2 separate regions of the Homo sapiens genome follow, and region 2 is linked to region 1. Evidence: read pairs that join two places in POLR2A ChIA-PET (ENCODE). Cell type or tissue: GM12878. All regions are shown on one strand. Each heading gives the region's core, and the rest is flanking DNA. Links, peaks and the distances in the headings are about the cores only.

Region 1 (3,604 bases), core at 1,105-3,604:
TGTGATCAGAATTCAATGAGTCAAGGTGGTTAGAGCACCAAGCACACTGTTTGGCATATAATAGATGTTCAATAAATATTACTTCTCTCCCTGAAACAACAGCAAGAGATTGTGGTGATAAACAGTTAAGTGTTGAGTTGTGGGCACTGACTGCCACCCCCTAAGCACCTGGGTCTACTTCAAGGGCCTCAGTGACAGTTGAGGATTGAGAGCCTGCACTGTGATGGTGAGAATTAGTGTTTGTGTGCACCTATGCAAATCGCTCCATTTTCTTTCTCCACTGCCACAGGCAGAAGCATAAGATTCTTTATTTTCTATCTCATGTCCATGCTACAGGACTCTGCTCTGTAACTGTAGTTTGTTTTTTGTTTGTTTGTTTTGGTTTGTTTTTTTGAGATGGAGTTCTACTCTGTCGTCCAGACTGGAGTGCAGTGGCACGATCTCGGCTCACTGAAACCTCTGCCTCCTGAGTTCAAGTGATTCTCCTGCCTCAGCCTCCCGAGTAGCTAGGATTACAGGTGCCTCCCACCACGCCCAGTTAATTTTTGTATTTTAAGTAGAGACGGGGTTTTACCATGTTTGCCAGGCGGGTCTCGAACTCCTAATCTCAGGTGATCTGTCCTTCTTGGCCTCCCAAAGTGTTGGGATTACAGGCGTGAGCCACTGCACCTGGTCTAACTGTAGTATTTTTATTTCTCTAATACAAGTCAAAAATTAAATTAGAAATCGTGATCAATTGCTACCATTCTTTGCACCAAAGGTGCTTTCTCAGTCCTCGCACAACCCTATGAGGTAAGTACTGTTATCATTCCCACTCCTACAGATGGAGGAAGCTGGGGCTCTGAAAGCAAAGGAAGCTGCTTGAGGCGATGTGGCTGGTCAATAGTGGGGCCAGTGTACAAAGGAGCACAGCCTGGGCAAGATGGCAAGACCCTGTCTTTACCCCCAAAAAAAAAAAGTTTTTAAATTAACTGGGCATGGTAGCACACACCTGTAGACCCAGTTATTCTGGAGGCTGAGGCGGGAGGATCCCTTGAGCCCAGGAATTGGAGGCTGCAGTGAGCTATAGCCAGTGCTACACCAGTGCACTGTAGCCTGGGAGAGAGAGCAAGACCTCGTTTCTAAAAATTAAAATTAAAATTACAAAAATTTAAAAAAAAAACAAGGGAGCAGAATTACTAGCACAGCTGCTCTGGACTGGATGTGAGCAAGAACAAACTTTGATTCAATCCATGGAAATGTTAGAGTCTCCTTGGTCTCTGCCGCTGAGCCTACCCTAGGCTAATTCATCTCACAGCCCAGGAAGCTGGGTTTAGAAGGGTATGGTCCCCAATTTAGTGATGAAGGACTGAGGTGCACTTGTGGGAACCACAGACTTCGCCCAAGGTGTTGAGTTCACTCAGGAAAGAGAACTTCGGCATCCCCAGCCATCGGTATCCCCCTACTCCATGAATGTAAACTCAGAGAGACCCTCCATATCATATCCCTAGCACCTAGAGCAGTTCCTGGAGCATAGCAGGGCTCAGGCAATACATGCCAAATGAAAAAACAAATTAATGAATACAGGCTGGGCGCGGTGGCTCACACCTGTAATCCCAGCACTTTGGGAGACTGAGGTGGGTGGATCACTTGAGACCAGGAGTTCTCGACCAGTCTGGCCAACATGACAAAAACCTGTCTCTACTAAAAATACAAAAATTAGCCAGGCATGGTGGTGTACACCTGCAATCCCAGCTACTTGGGAGGCTGAGGCACAAGAATCGCTTGAACCCATGAGGCAGATGTTGCAGTGAGCCGAGATTGCGCCACTGTCTACCAGCCTAGGCGACAGAGCAAGACTCTGTCTCAGAAAAAAAAAAAAAAAATACAAACTCATACACAATAGACACATCCCATGCATAAGTGCTAGAAACACTCAGTTATAGACAAGCATATACAATGAAGATACTTAAGCACACGCGCACACACTTGTGCACAATACACACCTGTGCCCACATACACAAATCCATACCCAAACTAAAGACACACACAAACACGTGTATGTATACAAAGATGTTATGGGCAACATATACAATACATATATGCACAAACACACACCTACTCACCCTCACACACATGCACAGTGACCCTCCACAATGATTCTGGGCCCAGGAAGCAGTTTGTCTACCCCACGAACCCCAGCTTGTTTGAAGCTCGTCAGGATGTTCCTTGCAGACCCCGCTTAGCCAGCTGGTGACTGGCCCCCGCCTCCTGAACCTCCAGGCTTAGGGCCGGCCAGGCAGGCAGGCTGCATCTCTGGCAGCCCCTCGTGGGTGGGCAGGCAGGCAGGCAGTGGACGCAGAGGTCACTGGGGTGAGAGCTGGGGCTGCCCTGGCCTCCCTGCTCTTGGCTGGAATGTGAGCTGTAGGGGCCACTTCCCAGGCCTCGCTCCTCCCCCACAGCCACCCACCAGCCCCAGGCCCAGCCAACTCGTGACTCCCAGTCCTGCCAGGTTCCTGCAGCCTGGGAGCTGGACACAGAAGGCAGTGAGAGGAGTGGTGGTAAAGAAAGATCCAGAACCAAGGGAGGGCACACACAAACGCAGAGAGAGAGGCACAGTCTTCACCCACAGAGACAGACACACACACGCAGAGACAGGCAGGCGTGCAGACTCACAGTCCCACCGAAAGATACACATTCAGACACTTCCAAACACACCCAGATACACAGCGGACACGAACAGATCACACAAGCATACAGAGATACAGAGAGACCTGACCCCCACACAGAGGCGTATTTGGAGGTACAGTAGTCACACGTACTCAGACCACACAGAGGCTCAGATGCACCGCTCATGGATATTCACAGACCCGCAAATGCCCATGCACACGCGCAGATGCACACAGACCCCCGCGCAGCGTACAGTTCCTCCTCGGCCAGGGACCAGGAGGAGATGCCTGAGTGAGACCACTCTCTACCACAGGGGGCTGCCCCGCAGGGAGGGCCTGGGAAGACTGCTTCCCAAGGAGGCAACAGGCCTGATCCTCCAGCCAGGTGCCCTGAGAGGTTTCCTGTGGGAGGCCCACTGTGTCCGTGCCTGGCTAGGAGGGTGGTAGGTCGGGTTAGAGTTCTGGAGTCACGTAGGCTTGGGTTTTGTCTCTGCCAGTTCCTCGGACACACAGATGCGCGCACACACACAACACACACACACTTTCCAAGAATGCCTATGTCCATTCGACATATGCAGGCAGGGGTGCTCTCGGAGCCTCGGTTTCTTCATCTATATAACCTGGCTAGGAATCCCTTGGCCCCCTAGGGGTGTGGGCATGGCTGCCTTCCCAGGCATCCCGGACGGCCCTTCCTGCAGAGGCGGTTAGATCATGAGCCTTGACGGCTGACGCTGGACTCCTGGATGCCCCCATCCCAGGTGACCGCCCTGAGAGCCGAAGCAGGGCTGTGGGCCCTGTGGGCGGGCGCGGCGCGGCCCGGGGAGCTGCGGGCTGGGCTCGGCGAGGCGTCTGGACCTGCCGAGAGCCCCTCGCACGCACTGCGGGCTCCGGCGCTGCGGGCTGGCCGGGCGCTGCGGGCTGACCGGGCGCTCCGGGAACTCGGCTCGGGAACCTCG
Region 2 (3,679 bases), core at 404-2,903, 100 kb before region 1:
TAGTAGTGCTGTGAACACATATGCACATATTTTTATGTAGACAATGTTTTCAGTTCCATTGAGTATATACATACCTAGGAGTAGATTGCTGGGTCATATGGTAACTTTATGTTTAGCTTTTTGAGGAACTGCCAAACTTTTCCAAAGTAGCTATACCATATTATGTTCTCACTGGCAATGTGTGAGAATTCCAGTTTGTCCACATCCTTGCCAACAATGGTTACTGTCTTTTATGTTAGCCATCCTAGTGGGTATGAGGTAATATTTCATTGTGGTTGTTTGTTTGTTTTTCAGGTATTAATGAATTTAAAAGGATTTAAATCAAGGAATGTTCTCCAACTACAGTGGAACTAAACCACATTAAAAAAATAAAAAGGATAACTGGAAAATCCCAAAATATTTGGAAACCATATAGCACACTTACTTCTAAAATTGTGGTAGAATACATATAACATAGAAATTATTGTTCTAACCATTTTTAAATGTACAATTCAGTGGTCTTAAGCACATTCACATTGTTCTGTTTATCTACAGAACGCTTTTCATCTTGCAAAACTGAAACTCTGTATTCATTAAACACTAACTCCCCATTTTCTCCTTCCCCCATGCCCCTGACAATCATAAATCTACATTCTATTAATTCAACTGCTCTAGTTACCTCATATAAGTGGAATTTTACAGTATTTGTCCTTTTGTGGCTGGCTTATTTCACTTAGCATAATATCCTCAGGGTTCATCTGTGTTATATCATGAAAGTAAAAACAATTTCCTTTCTTTGTAAGACGGAATAATATCCTGTTGTATGTGTATACTTTCAGTGTGGTTTTGATTTGCCTTCCTAATGACTAATGATGTTGAGCATCTTTTCATGTGCTTATTGGCATATTTTATGTCTGCTTTGAAGAAATGTCCATTCAAATATTTTTGCCCATTTTTAGTTATTTGCCTCCTTATTCTTGAGTTGTAAGAATATTTTTATTCTGGATACTAGTCCCTTATCAGATGTATGATATACAAATATTTCTCCCATTCTGTGGGTTGTCTTTTTAATTTCTTGATAGTGTCTGTGAAGTACAAAAGTTTTTACTTTTGATGAAGTCAAATCAAATTTATCTGTTCTTTTTTTGCTTGCACTTTTAGTGTTATATCTAAGAAATCTTCCTAATCCAAGGTCATGAAGGTTCATGCCTATGTTTTTTGTTTGTTTTGTTTTTGTTTTTTGTAGCAACTGGGTTTCCCCATGTTGCCTGGCTGATCCTGACCTCAAGCAATCTGCCCACCTCAGCCTCCCAAAGTGCTGGGATTACAGGTGTGAGCCACCACACCCAGCTGCTGTCATGCCTATGTTTTCTTTTCCTTTTTTTTTTTTTTTTTTTTTTAAGACAGAGTCTCGCTCTGTGCAGTGGCGCGATCTCGATCTCGGCTCACTGCAACCTTCCGCCTCCAGGGTTCAAGCGATTCTCCTGAGTAGCTGAGATTACAGGTGTGCTATATCACGCCCAACTAATTTTTGCATTTTTAGTAGCGACGGGGTTTCACCATGTTGGTCAGACTGGTCTCGAACTCCTGACCTCGTGATCCACCCGCCTCAGCCTCCCAAAGTGCTGGGATTACAGGCGTGAGCCACCGCGCCCAGCCGCCTATGTTTTCTTCAAAATTTCATAGTTTACACTCTTAGATTGAGGTCTTTGATCCAGTTTGAGTTAATTTTTATGTGATGTGAGGTAGGAAATCCAGCTTTATTCTTTTGCATATGAATATCCAGTTGTCCCAGCACCATTTGTTGAAGTGAGTATTATTTCCCACATTCGTCATAGCACCCTTTTCAAAAATCAACATAAATGTAAGGATTTATTTCTGGACTCTCAATACTATTCCATTCATCTATATGTCTGCCTGCTGTAGTTGAGATGTTTGTCCCCTTCAAATCTCATGTTGAAATTTGATCCCCAGTGTTGAAAGTGGGACATAATGGGAGATGTTTGAGTAATGGGGCCAGGTCCCTCATGAGTAGATTAATGCTCTTCCTGGGGGGTGGGAGGGTCAATGAAGTCTTACTCTATTAGTTCCCTGGAGAACTGGTTGTTATTTTTATTTATTTTTTTTGAAACGGAGTCTTGTTCTTGTCGCCCAGGCTAGAGTGCAGTGACACAATCTCGGCTCACTGCAACCTCTGCCTCCAGGGTTCAAGCAATTCTCCTGCCTCGCCCTCCCAAGTGGCTGGGATTACAGGCACCCGCCACCACACCCAGCTAATTTTTGTATTTTTAGTAGACACAGGGTTTCACCGTGTTGGCCAGGCTGGTCTCAAACTCCTGACCTCAGGTGATCCGCCCGCCTCAGCCTCCCAAAGTGCTGGGATTACAGGTGTGAGCCACCGTGCCCGGTGAGAACTGGTTGTTAAAAAGAGCCTGGTACCCCACCTCTTCCCACCCCTGCCTCACAGTGGAAACAGCCTAAGGCCCTCACCTGATGCCAGTGACAGTCTCATGCTTATACAATCTACAGAATCATGAGTCAAATAAACCTCTTTTCTTTATAAATTACCCAGCCTCAGCAGGTAGTTCTTTTTTTTTTTTTTTTTTTTTTTTGAGACAGAGTCTTGCTCTGTTGCCTAGGCTAAAGTGCAGTAGTGCGATCTCGGCTCACTGCAACCTCCACTTCCTGGGTTCAAGCAATTCTCCTGCCTCAGCCTCCTGAGTAGCTGGGATTACAGGCACCCACCACTGCGCCCGGCTAATTTTTGTATTTTTAATAGACGGCGTTTCACCGTCTTGGCCAGGCTGATCTCGAACTCCTGACCTCATGATCCCCCCACCTCGGCCTCCCAAAGTGCTGGGATTACAGGTGTGAGCTACCACGCCTGGTCCTCAGGTAGTTCTTTATAGCAACACGAAATGGTCTAAGCCACTATCCTTATGCCAGTACCACACTGTCTCAGTTACTGCAGCTTTGTAGTAAGTTTTGAAATTGGGAAGTGTGAATCCTTCAACTTTGTTTTTCCTTTTCAAGATTATTTCTAGCTATCCTGGGTCCCTTATGTTTCCATGTAAATTTTAGTATCAATTTTTCGATTTCTGCAAAAGCACTGGGATTTTGATAGAGATTGAGTTGAATCTGTAGATCAATTGGGTAGTAATATCATCTTAACAATGTTAAGTATTTCAATACATCAGTAAGGGATGTCTTTCCATTTATTTAGATACTCTTTAATTTCTTTCAAGAATGTTTTGTAGATTTCCATATATGTCGTGCAATTCTTTTGTTAAATTTATTCCTAGACACTCTATCTTTTTGATGCTATTATAAATGGAATTGTTTCCTAATTTCATTTTCAGTTTTTCATTGCTAGTGTATAGAAATACAATTGATTTTTGTATATCAATCTTATATCCTACAACCTTGTGAGACTGTTAATTAGCTCTAGTGTGTGCCTGTGTATGTTTCTTAGGACTTTTTGTATACAAGATATGTCATCTACAAATAGAGGTAGTTCTGCTTTTTCCTTTCCAATCTGAATGCCTTTTCTTTCTCCTGCTGTGGATAGACCCTCAAGTATAATATTGAGTAGAGTGGTAACAGCAGACATCCTTGTCTTGTTCCTGATCTTCGTGGGAACGTTTTTAATCTTTCACCATTAAGTATGATGTTAGCAGTGGGTTTTTCACAGATTCCCTTT

The links. ChIA-PET counts read pairs that join two places held together with the same protein. Peaks named below come from ENCODE experiments on the same cell type or tissue, not always from the same donor. Only the 100,000 strongest peaks of a DNase experiment are listed, where the experiment ranks them.
Region 2: POLR2A ChIA-PET joins it to region 1 with 9 read pairs; 17 of 35 experiments call an interaction of 5 or more read pairs at or near these places.

Annotation. Positions count from the first base shown.
Region 1 is chr14:74,955,676-74,959,279 of GRCh38, reverse strand. It overlaps a transcript of PGF not described here. Among named protein-coding and RNA genes, the nearest start is that of PGF, 1.9 kb to the right of the region's middle. RefSeq lists a silencer at 3,537-3,604. In GM12878, for the core only: no CTCF peak of the experiment used is centred there; no DNase peak of the experiment used is centred there; H3K4me3 peaks cover 78 bases.
Region 2 is chr14:75,056,877-75,060,555 of GRCh38, reverse strand. All of the region lies in intron 2 of ACYP1 (acylphosphatase 1), which reads left to right. Among named protein-coding and RNA genes, the nearest start is that of ACYP1, 5.3 kb to the left of the region's middle. In GM12878, for the core only: no CTCF peak of the experiment used is centred there; no DNase peak of the experiment used is centred there.